Linked DNA regions of Homo sapiens: region 2 is linked to region 1. A link is a contact called in ENCODE Hi-C or POLR2A ChIA-PET data. All regions are on one chromosome and are shown on one strand. Each heading gives the region's core, a stretch centred on a gene start or an enhancer-like site at or near the end of the contact. The rest is flanking DNA. Distances are from core to core; before and after follow the strand shown. Region 1 holds the start of TTLL4 (tubulin tyrosine ligase like 4). Region 2 holds the start of CDK5R2 (cyclin dependent kinase 5 regulatory subunit 2).

The links. Hi-C counts contacts between places; a loop is a spot of excess contacts on that map. ChIA-PET counts read pairs that join two places held with the same protein, here RNA polymerase II (POLR2A). Pooled maps may share reads with other maps.
Region 2: a loop to region 1 is called in a map of Caco-2, with 3 times the contacts of the local background. The contact joins the promoter of CDK5R2 here to the promoter of TTLL4 in region 1. A Hi-C loop is called at or near these places in 1 of 168 maps with a recorded cell type or tissue (Caco-2) and 4 of 50 pooled maps. POLR2A ChIA-PET finds 5 or more read pairs at or near these places in 4 of 52 experiments (PC-3, Panc1, RWPE1 and 1 more).

What each region holds. Positions count from the first base shown.
Region 1 is chr2:218,709,310-218,714,388 of GRCh38, reverse strand. It overlaps TTLL4 (tubulin tyrosine ligase like 4), which reads right to left and starts at 3,554. Exons shown (of 20, transcript NM_014640.5): 1 at 3,352-3,554. LOC124907983 (a long non-coding RNA gene) reads left to right here and starts at 2,905. Exons shown (of 2, transcript XR_007088089.1): 1 at 2,905-3,169; 2 at 4,303-4,787. RefSeq lists silencers at 3,163-3,212, 3,223-3,272 and an enhancer at 3,653-3,752.
Region 2 is chr2:218,956,311-218,961,317 of GRCh38, reverse strand. It overlaps CDK5R2 (cyclin dependent kinase 5 regulatory subunit 2), which reads right to left and starts at 1,652. Exons shown (of 1, transcript NM_003936.5): 1 at 1-1,652. The coding sequence starts at 1,497. The coding sequence ends at 394. RefSeq lists a silencer at 1,400-1,669.

The DNA of each region.
Region 1 (5,079 bases), core at 2,305-4,804:
AGTGAGAAAGCTAAATCCAACTCCAAAACATGAGTATCAGATGGATTCTGAAGTTAAGGCTTCATCTAGATACAGATTTTCAGCAAATGACAACTTCCTATTCACACATTCATTTCTGCATTTGGTTATGTATTCTCTCTGTCCCCTTCTTCCTTCCTCTTTGCTCTACCCATCCTTTCAATGCTGGTGTTGCTCTGAGTTCAGACTTCTCACTTTGCCTGGCACACAGTGAGCACTCAACAAGTGGCAGCTGCCATTATTACCTCTCTCCCAGAGCAATCCCTTCCACGTCACGGCTTCAACCACCTCCTATATTCTCAACTCTATCATCACCCAGGCCTCTCTTGTGAGCTCCAGACCTACAGAATGAACTCCTGGGCCTTTCTACCTGGATGTGCTGCTGCATCACCACCCACATGGTCACTGAAATCAGAAACTTACAATCATTCTACACTGCTCCTTGTCCCATTCTTCTACCTCTATTCTGCCACCAGGTTTTGTCAACACTACCATGGTTAACATCTCTCTAAACCCTCTCCATTTCCACTAGAGCAAACATAAAGCCTTCATCATCTCTAGCCTAGGCCACTATAATAGTTTTCTCATTGGCTCCCTGCCTCCAGTCTAAAATTCTTCCTATTCAACCAACATATTGACACTACAGTAATCTTAAATACAAATCTGACATGATTTTCCTGATAATTATCTTTCTGTGGTTTTCCTGGAACATATTCTTTACATGATTTTACTAATGTATCCCTGAAAGAATTTTTAAAACTATGTGTTCCTTACATATAAGGTAACGTCTAGGCCAGACACAGTAGTTCACTCCTGTAATCCCAGCACTTTGGGAAGCTGAGGCAGGAGGATCACTTGGGCCCAGGAATTTGAGACCAGCCTGGGCAACATAGAGAGACCCCCATCACTACTAAAAATTTTAAAAAATTAGCCAGATGGGTGGCGCATGCCTGTAGTCTCAGCTACTCAGGAGGGTGAGACAGGAGGATGGCTTGAACCCAGGAGTTGGAGTTTACAGTGAGCTATGATCACACCATGGCACTCCAGCCTGGATAACCTCCTGGGCTCAATACATCCTCCCACCTCAGCCTACAAATAGCTGGGACTATAAGAGCACGCTACCATGCTTGGCTAATTTTTACATATTTTTTTTTGTAGAGAAGAGGTTTCGCCATGTTGCCCAGGCTGGTCTCGAATTCCTGGGTCTCAAGCGATCAGCCTGCCTCAGGCTCCCAAAGTGTTGGATTTACAGGTGTGAGCCACAACACCCAGTCTTAAAATAGGTATTAACTATCTTACTGAGTAACACACACCTGAACTAAAAGAAATCTCTTTAAAAATTTTACGCAAGTTTTATCCAAATAACTTAAAAATTCCATTGTCCCAAAAGACATTCCCGTTACATTTAACTGTTGTGTTCTTTTCAGAATATCTTAACAAAGAATACAGTTTACACGAATGGGATTGTGTATTGGCAAGCCTTCTGGGTTGGGAGGTAACTTAAATCACTAAAGGAGGTGTTCCTGAAAATAAATATTTCCAAAGTAGTCCTTATTTGTATCTGAGGACATTTTTACACTCAGGCCAATACACCATATTAAAATTTGGGAAGTGTGAGGGATTTGCCACACACAGCCTCCTACCCTTTTTTTGTAAGGGAAGTTTTAGAAAAAGAGTTCATTGGGGCCGGGCGCGGTGGCTCACACCTGTAATCCCAACATTTTGGGAGGCCGAGGCGGGTGAATCACGAGGTCAGGAGTTTGAGACCAGCCTGGCCAAGATGGTGAAACCCCGTCTCTACTAAAAAATACAAAAAATTAACCGAGCGTGGCAGCATGCGCCTCTAATCCCAGCTACTCCGGAGAATGAGGTAGGAGAATCGCTTGAACCCAGGAGGTGGAAGTTGCAGTGAGCCAAGATCGTGCCATTGCACTCCAGCCTGGGTGACGGAGCAAGACTCTGTCTCAAAAAAAAAAAAAAAAGTTCACTGGGAAGCTGAGGATCTGGAAATGTATTCATGTTAAGCTAGACGTGCAAGTGTATCCCTTGGAAGTCTACAACCCTGATTACTCCAGCTTGAAAACCACTGCTCCAGGGATATAGTTCTAACTCAGCAAAACATCCAAGGCCCTTTGTGATCTAACCCCTATTAACTTCACTCTTTCTATTTGTTACTGGATGGCTCCCTCCAAATCTAGCCCAGGTCTGTCAAACTGTTTCCAGTTCTCTTTTCAGGACTTGCTGTCCCTTTCCTAAAGCCACTGTGTATCTGGAATGTCCTCCCACCTCTCTATTCGCAGAAAACACTTGATAATTTTTCAAGGATTGATTCAGTCCAATATAAGTAGCTGCTAACTTTCTGAGCACAAAGTGGGTGGTTTAAATGCAAACAGTGTCTCAGTATTCAGTGCAAGAAACAGAAGGATGGGATGGAACACTGTCCCAAAGGGTCCCCCAAATGCTAAATCAACAGGTGCTGCAGTTAAAGAATAGGTGATTTGTAGTATCTGAGAAAGCAAAGAAGATTTCATCAAGGAAGGATTAAAATATTTCCGAGATCCAGAATGGGAATGTGAAGACCAGGAGGAATGGCAATAATGTCGTTTTCTAAGTAAGTCCGGATTAAGTATTTCCTGTTCTATCACAGCACACACCACAGTATGGCAAATGCTCGTTTACTTGATTAATAATCTCCTAGACTGTAAATTCCGTGAAAACATGCTTGTCCTATTAGCCACTCTATCCCCTCAATCCCTCCCATTGTACCCAGGCTCATTAAATATTTGTCAATGTTTACTAAAAATTGTTTAGTGAATGATTAAATAAAGGAATTGATGAATGAAGAATTAAATTCCACAGGATCTCAGATCCTGTTTGAATCTGTGGAGTTTAGGAACGTATTCTTCTACAGATACTGAGGATGGAGAAGTGAAAAAGCAGATATCCATGTTAAATTCGGCCCTGGAGCCTGCGAGGAGCTTGGGCTCACACCCAGAGGGAATTTAAACCTCAGCGCGGCAGGACAGAGGAAGCTCGGAGGCCATAACTAGGGGATGAGGCAGTGTTCGGGCACCCGGAGGCGAGGCCGACTAAGTTCGCGGGGCGTGGCGGAGAGGAGAAGGGCTCCGAGGAGGCGCGAAGTCCCGGCCGGGTAGGAGGCCGCGGCTCCCTGGCCTCCCGGGGGATGAGAGGTGGCGGGAGGAAGCGGGGCTAGGGTGAGAGTGGCCGGAGGGCTGGGGACCCGCGCGAAAGGACTCAGGTAGAGGGAGGTCGGGAGCGTGGGACCGGCGGAGTGTCTGGGGTCGGCTCCCCTGGCTCCGCAGCCGCACTCACCTAGGGGATCCAGCTTCGCCCCGGCTCGGCACCGGCTCCACGCTACTTCCTCCCTCGGCCTGCTGGGCTACCCGGCAGCCTCAGGCGCCCCTAGCAACCACGCACCGCCACGCGTGACAAGCGCACTCGGCCGCCAGCGCCGCTGCCGCCTGCCACACACCGCGCGCGCCCCCAGCGGACAGACCGAGAGTCTGGAAGAAGAGGGCGGGAGGCAAGCGCGGGGAATCTCGGGGGTTCTGGGGCCTGTAGGGGCGGGTCGTCACCTGACTCGCGCACGCGCAGTCCCTTCAGTGCGGTGGGATCCGGCGAGCGGAATTCTGGGAGATGTAGTCCCGTGGTTAAAGCTCTGAAAGGCTCCATTCGGAGCATCCAGGACTCTCTCTTTCTACTCTAATTCCACCTACTCCCTATGGACTGTTTTCTTTTTTAGAGACAGAATCTCGCTCTGTCGCCCAGGCTGGAGTGCAGCGACGTGATCATAGCTCACTGCGAACTTGAACTCCTGCTCAAGCGATCCGCCCGCCCCCAGCCTTCCGAGTAGCTGGGACTACAGGCACGCCACCATGCTGGGCTATTTTTAAATTTTTTTTCTCAGGACAGGGTCTCACTATGTTACCCAGACTGGTCTTAAACTCTTGGCCTCAAGTGATCCTCCTGCATCAGCCTCCTGGTCGCTGGGATTACAACGGGAGCCCCCACGCCTGGCCTGGACTCTTTGGCCTTGCCTCAATTGAAAATCAAAGGGCCCAGGCTCAGTTGAAGGATTTCTAGAAAAAGCCTTTGAGTTTGACCGCAGGAAAGGGGAGATTGCCCGATTCACTCTGCCTCCCTCTAACCCATCCTTCCCTAACCCCAACCCACCCAGCGGGGCAAAATTAAAACCACCTGCCTGCTTTATGGGCTTCAAGTGTGAACGTTAGGAAATACTGACTCAATTCCTTATCTCGTTAGCTCCCCAGGCAAGCCAGATCGCGCTCCTGCCTCAGATGTCCGTAGACCTGAGAGATTTGGAGATCTAAGAAAGCTGGAAGATGAAAGGATCTTTCCTAGGCAATTGGCTACAGAAATAAAGGGGACAAAGATAAAACTAATCTGATGAAAACAGTCTGGACCAGAGGAAGGATCTCAATAAATAACTTATTTAGTCAACAGTCGTTGATGGATGCTAAAAGTATTAGATAATTTATGGGAGAATTTTACACTGAAGGATGTACACTGAAGATAACCTACATGTACTAATCAATCTTAGATCACGAAACATGGGACAGCTGAGCATTGTTTCTTGATGTGATGCAATTGAACAGAAATATTTATGAAGTATAGCGTATTTTTGTAAAAAAAAAAGTTGAGTGACTCTAATCAAGTTTTGGCTGTAATTTCCAGTTAACAAGAAATAAAGAGAAACAACTGTATAACACTACAAGAAAGCAATCAAACAAATCCAGAATGTGAGCCAATGTACAGAATAAATGACCTCTTCTTCCTTCAACAATTTTAGGGTATAAAAATGAGGAGAGATGTTTTAGATTATAAGAGATTTAAGAAATATATTCAAATGTTGGCCAGGTACAGTGGCTCACACTTGTAATCCCAACACTCTGAGGATCACTTGAGGTCAGGAGTTCAAGACCAGCCTGGGCAACATGGTGAAACCCCGTCTCCAACAAAAAATACAAAAATTAGCCAGGCATGGTGGTGCACACCTGTAGCCCCCAGCTACTCAGGAGG
Region 2 (5,007 bases), core at 403-2,902, 250 kb before region 1:
AGAGGGAGAGAGAGAGAGAGGAATGCAGACAGGAGGAAAAATGAAGACACAAAAAGGAGGCAAGGAAATGGATAAAACCGAGGGGGAATGGGCTGAAGGGAAGGGGGAGACCCCGGCAGAAATGGAGAAATGGGGGCGCAGACAGACGGGAAGAGTGAGGTTGGAGTGCCTTTCCCGCGCTCATCTTCCGTCCCCACTCCACGCCCAGCAAATCCAAACACCGCGGCCTCTGGTGTCCCGGTCTCCACTTTCCCCTGAGGGGCATGGGCGTCTCCTCCTCCGCCCAGCCGGGGCGCTGAGCGGCGGTAACAGCGGCGGTGGCTTTGTGGTCCCGGGGGGTCCGAGTGTGTGTCAGGGGCTGGGGCGGGGGATGGGCGCGGCCCCTGGGTATCCCTAGCGGTCCAGGTTCATAGTCCAGTGCTTGGTTCCGGCCGCGCAGCTGTCCCTGGCGGCCGAGGAGGCGGCGGGCGCGCCCCCGCTCGGTGGGCCCCCGCCGCTGGCGGCGGCCTCGCCCTCGTTCTTGAGGTCTTGAAAGACCTGCGTGAAGAAGTGGGGGTCGGCGTTGAGCCGCAGCATCTGCGGGCTGAGCCGCTGGATGAGGCGCAGGCAGCGCTGCCAGAAGCGCTCCTTGTCGGGCTCCACGAGGAAGGGCTTGAGTGGGTAGGAGATCTCGTTGCCCATGTAGGAGTAGGCGAGGTAGAGGCAGGTGAGGAAGGCGGCCTGCAGCTCGGCGGCCGACGCCAGCTCGTCCCCACGCAGCGACTCGCGGCACAGCAGGTACACGAACACCAGGTTTGCAGGCGTAATGAAGGCCTGGTCTTGCCAGCCCTGCAGCAGCAGCGAGCGGTCCACACCGCGGAACCAGCCCACCAGCTCGCCCGGGCTCAGCTCCTTGAGGCGATAGCAGCGTCGGCACACGAAGTCGCCCAGACAGCGCAGCAGCTCGCCGGTGGACGCCTGCACGATGACCCGCCGCGGCGAGCCGCCAGGCACCGGCGGCGCCACCTGCGGGGCTGGGGGAGGCGGCGGCGGAGGCTTTCCCCCGCCCGAGCCCGGCGGCTGAGCGGCCGCGCTGCCCCCCGACGGTGGCTCGCAGGTGGCGGCAGCCGCGGGCACGGTGGGCACTGGCACCGCCAGGGGCTTGGCGGTGCCGCCGCCGTCGGGGGGATCCCGGCCCTTGCGGAGAAGGTTCTCGCGGTTGCGTTGCTGGACCAGGGGGTCGGGGCCCGTGGATGCCGGCTTGGGTGTCACCTTCTTGCTGCCTTTCTTCTTCTTGGCGGACGCGGCCACCAGGCGCTTCCAGGTGAGCGCCGAGATGAGCACGGACGGCCGCTTGAGTCGGCTCTCGCCTTTGCCGCCCTTGCCCACTGGCGGCGCCCCGTAGCCCCCCAGCGCCTCGTCCCCCGCGGGCGGCGCCTTCTTCTTCTCCTCGGGCAGCCCGCCGGGCCTCCGGCCCTTGGCCGAGGAGGCAGGCGAAAGAGACAGCACTGTGCCCATCCTGCAGAGCGGGGCCGGCGCCCAGGCCCCAGCGGGAGCCGCGGGCGGCGCCGCTGCTACTGCAGCCCCGGGGGACCCGGCGGTGGGGGGCCTAGCCCCGGCCCGGGCGCGCGGACTGGCGGGGGAAGGTGGCTGCTAGGCGGCTCCGCTGCTCTAATCCTGAGCTGCGCCAGCTGCAGCGTCAGCCCCACCCCTTGGGCCCCTTTTTTCGTCGCGCCGTGCCCCGCCTCACGCGGCCAATCCGCTCCCGAGTTGCACTCCTGATGGGCAGCTCCAATGACCAATAGACTCTCGCACTTCAATTTCAAGTCCCGCCCCAATCCCCACCCTCCGCCCTGAGTCTTTTCCCTTCCCCCGAGCGGAGGAAGGGGAAGGCGGTGGTCGTCGTTCGAGTGGCCTCCTCAGGGTCAGAGTTGAGAAGGGGTGGTGGCTGCTCCTGCCTCCTCCGGATCCTAGGGCCTGGACCAGCTTGTTCTGATGCACTGGGTCGCGGTAGCAGATAAACCATGGGAACAGCTCTCCTTCCCTCTGCCTTTGAATTTGTGTGGGGGGCCAGTGTGAGCAGTGAGTGCCCTCACCGGATGCCCAGGTCCCAGATGGGTCGCGTTGCACTGGCTCCTCCAATGTGACTGTCAGGTCTGTTTCCTCTTCGCGACCCCACCTCGCCCCCCACCCCCCAGGTCGCTAGGGGGGCTGCAGCAGGCACATTTCTGCCCTGCCTGTTTGGGAGTCCTGGCAGAGCCTTCTTGCAGGTCACAACCCGCCTTCTTGGGGGTTCCAGCTTGAGGGGGAGAGGGGGAGCAGCAAGGTCTCAAATATGCCCCTGAGGCTTCTGCTTGCCGTCCTGATTCTCTGCAACTGAGCCTGTGGGGCAGACCCTTGGCTCTGGTCCCTGGGCAGCTCCTCTCGGTTGGTTGTCCCCACTAACACACACAGATCTCATACTTGGGTGGATGATGGATAAGGTTGGTCCCTGGGGAAACGCTAGAAATTGGATCACTTGGTCTACCCAGTCTTGGATAGTGAACGGAGCCTCCTGTGTGGACGGAAGCCCAAGAGGGTTGGACCAACCTCCAGCCCAGCCCTGGGTCCAGGTTGAGGTGGGTTTCATCATTAAATGCTTCCTGCAGGTAAGGTTCCAGCTGTCCCCACTCCCAGGAGCAAGCTGTTAGGCTGGGTCCTGTCCACTTCTCTCTGGGTCTGTCTGTTACCTCCTGAGTACCCATCAGCCCTTTGCCCTGGATTTTGGACTCCCCAGGCCTTACCTGCAGGTCTTGAGCACAGCTAGTTCTGGACCTATTCTATCTGCCTTGTTAGATCATGTCCACCCTTCTTGGAGCCTGCTCTCTGTGGCTCCCCCAGCACAAGAGCCTTCAGGCTTCTTAAGTAAGTGGACCTTGTAGGTGCATATGGGTTCCATGTGGAGCCAAACCCCTGCCTATGTATTTCAGTAAATTCTAAGGATTGCCCTTGGAGTCACCTCCATGCTCCTCACAGACCGCAAACATAGCTCCAAGGATCCACTGCTGTCAGGGTTGGTTTGTGCATATATGTGTGTGTGTGTGTCACTGCAGATAGGCTGTTCTAGAATCCACTTGGGCTGCAGTTCCAGCTACCAGAGGTACAGAATTTCCCAGCCATTCCACAGCCCCTGGTCACTCACACCCTCCTGGAGGCCTGTGGTCTGCCTGTCTCCATTCCCCTCCTCTTTACCACTGTGCACATGCAGCCTTGTACCTTCTCCCTAACTCAGCACCCAATATGCACTTTTTCAACAGGGTATCTCTGCTCCCTAGGATCTGATCTTTATTTTCTTGCAGCCCAAGCTGACCTTCCCAAACTCATTCTCCTCATAGTTCTTGAAAGTGTTCCCTCTTTTCAGCTCCTGTAATTGGCCCCACTTCCTCCTACAAGGTGTTCTGAGTCACTCTTTATCTGCCAACCAAGGAATAGTCAGTTCACCGGTAGTTAAGGACAAGCCCTGTAGAGACTGAGTTGCACTGGCGGAAACACTGGGCATGTGGATCTAAATGGCACATGAGTCCTTCCAGCGCTGCTCCCAGGAGTCCCTCACTGGCATAAGGCCTATTGTTAAGGTCATTTAGGACCACGTCTTCTAAGCAGCACCCACAGAGTGTCACCACTGTGGTACCCTATTCCCGGCCCAGCTCTGACCTCCTATTGTCCTCTTGGTCAGAACCAAGAATTTCCTCCTCTGCTTCAGGGACCCCAAAGCAGGTGCCTCAGAGGGTCCTACTCCCCTTCCTCACTTTCCACCTTGCTCTGCCTCCAACCCTGTTTCTGGCTCACATGCTCCCCACCCTCCTGCTCTGGTTATCTCTCCAGAATCTCTGAGCTCCTTCCACTGGGCCAGAACCCTCTCTCAGAATGTCAAGCTCTTGAACTCCCACCTCCTCCAAGAAGCTTTTTTGATAGATTGGAAGGGACCTAATACTCTTTCTGACTTCAGCCTTTCCAGCCTTTTCCCATCAGCAACAGTGGCTACATAACAACTTGGTTAAGGGCTGGGCTCTGGGTCTAAGATGTGCAAGATGGATATGGATGGAATTTTAAAGACAAGCAGACAAGCTAATCAAAGAGATCCAGAAAGAGTAACAACATTGCTGTTGTATATAAGCCGGTGGCATTGAGAGCTGAGAGGGAGGGTTATTATGTTTCTGCAGGGGGAGCCCAAGGGGAATAAGCCTAGTGAAACCAGAAAGACTTCATGGAGGAGGTGGGCTTCATAGAAGGTTGGTGGCTTTCCCACATTTGCAAGTGTACTCTTCTGGTTAGGTTATGTTTGGGTTCATATTCTGAGATTCATCTATCTTCATTATAATAGTATCTCTGTGTTGCTTCTCATCTCTCCATCTCCCTTATGTTCCTCTGGGGCAGTGCTGGTTGTGTCAGACTTCCTTAGATGGGAAAGCCCCTGAGGCCAGTCTCCTTGTCTGTCTTCATTGCTCTGTAGGTTACCTAGAACAGTGCCTATTCAGATTACTGGTTATTCCTGAAGGTTCTTTAAGGCAAATACTCTAGGCCCAGACCAAGAACTGGAGGGCCTAGACTGAGGTTTTAGCCTGGATAGGATCTGGCCTTATTGATGAGTGCATCCCATCAGATTCACCAGAGATGCTCCTCTCACTCACCCAACCTGGGCAGGTGGGCCCCATCTTTTAAGAGAACATCTCCGGACAATGCTGCTCACACTTTGCCTCCCTTTTGCTCTTCTTATCTCCCTTCTGAGAAGCCATAGTCTGGGAGGCAGGACACGGGAGTCCTAGTCTATGGCTGCCAGTTGTATGACCTTGGGGAAGTAATTTCAGCTCTCTGGGACTCGGTTTCATCATATTAAAATGCAAGGGTTCTACGGATTTGACTCTTATTATCAGATAAAAATGAATATTAAAAGAACAAGATAACATTTTAGGAATTGGACTAGAGGAGGATTCCTAAAGCCTCTTTCAACTCCACAGTTCTGATTCTAAACAAAATCTGTCCTGTGAA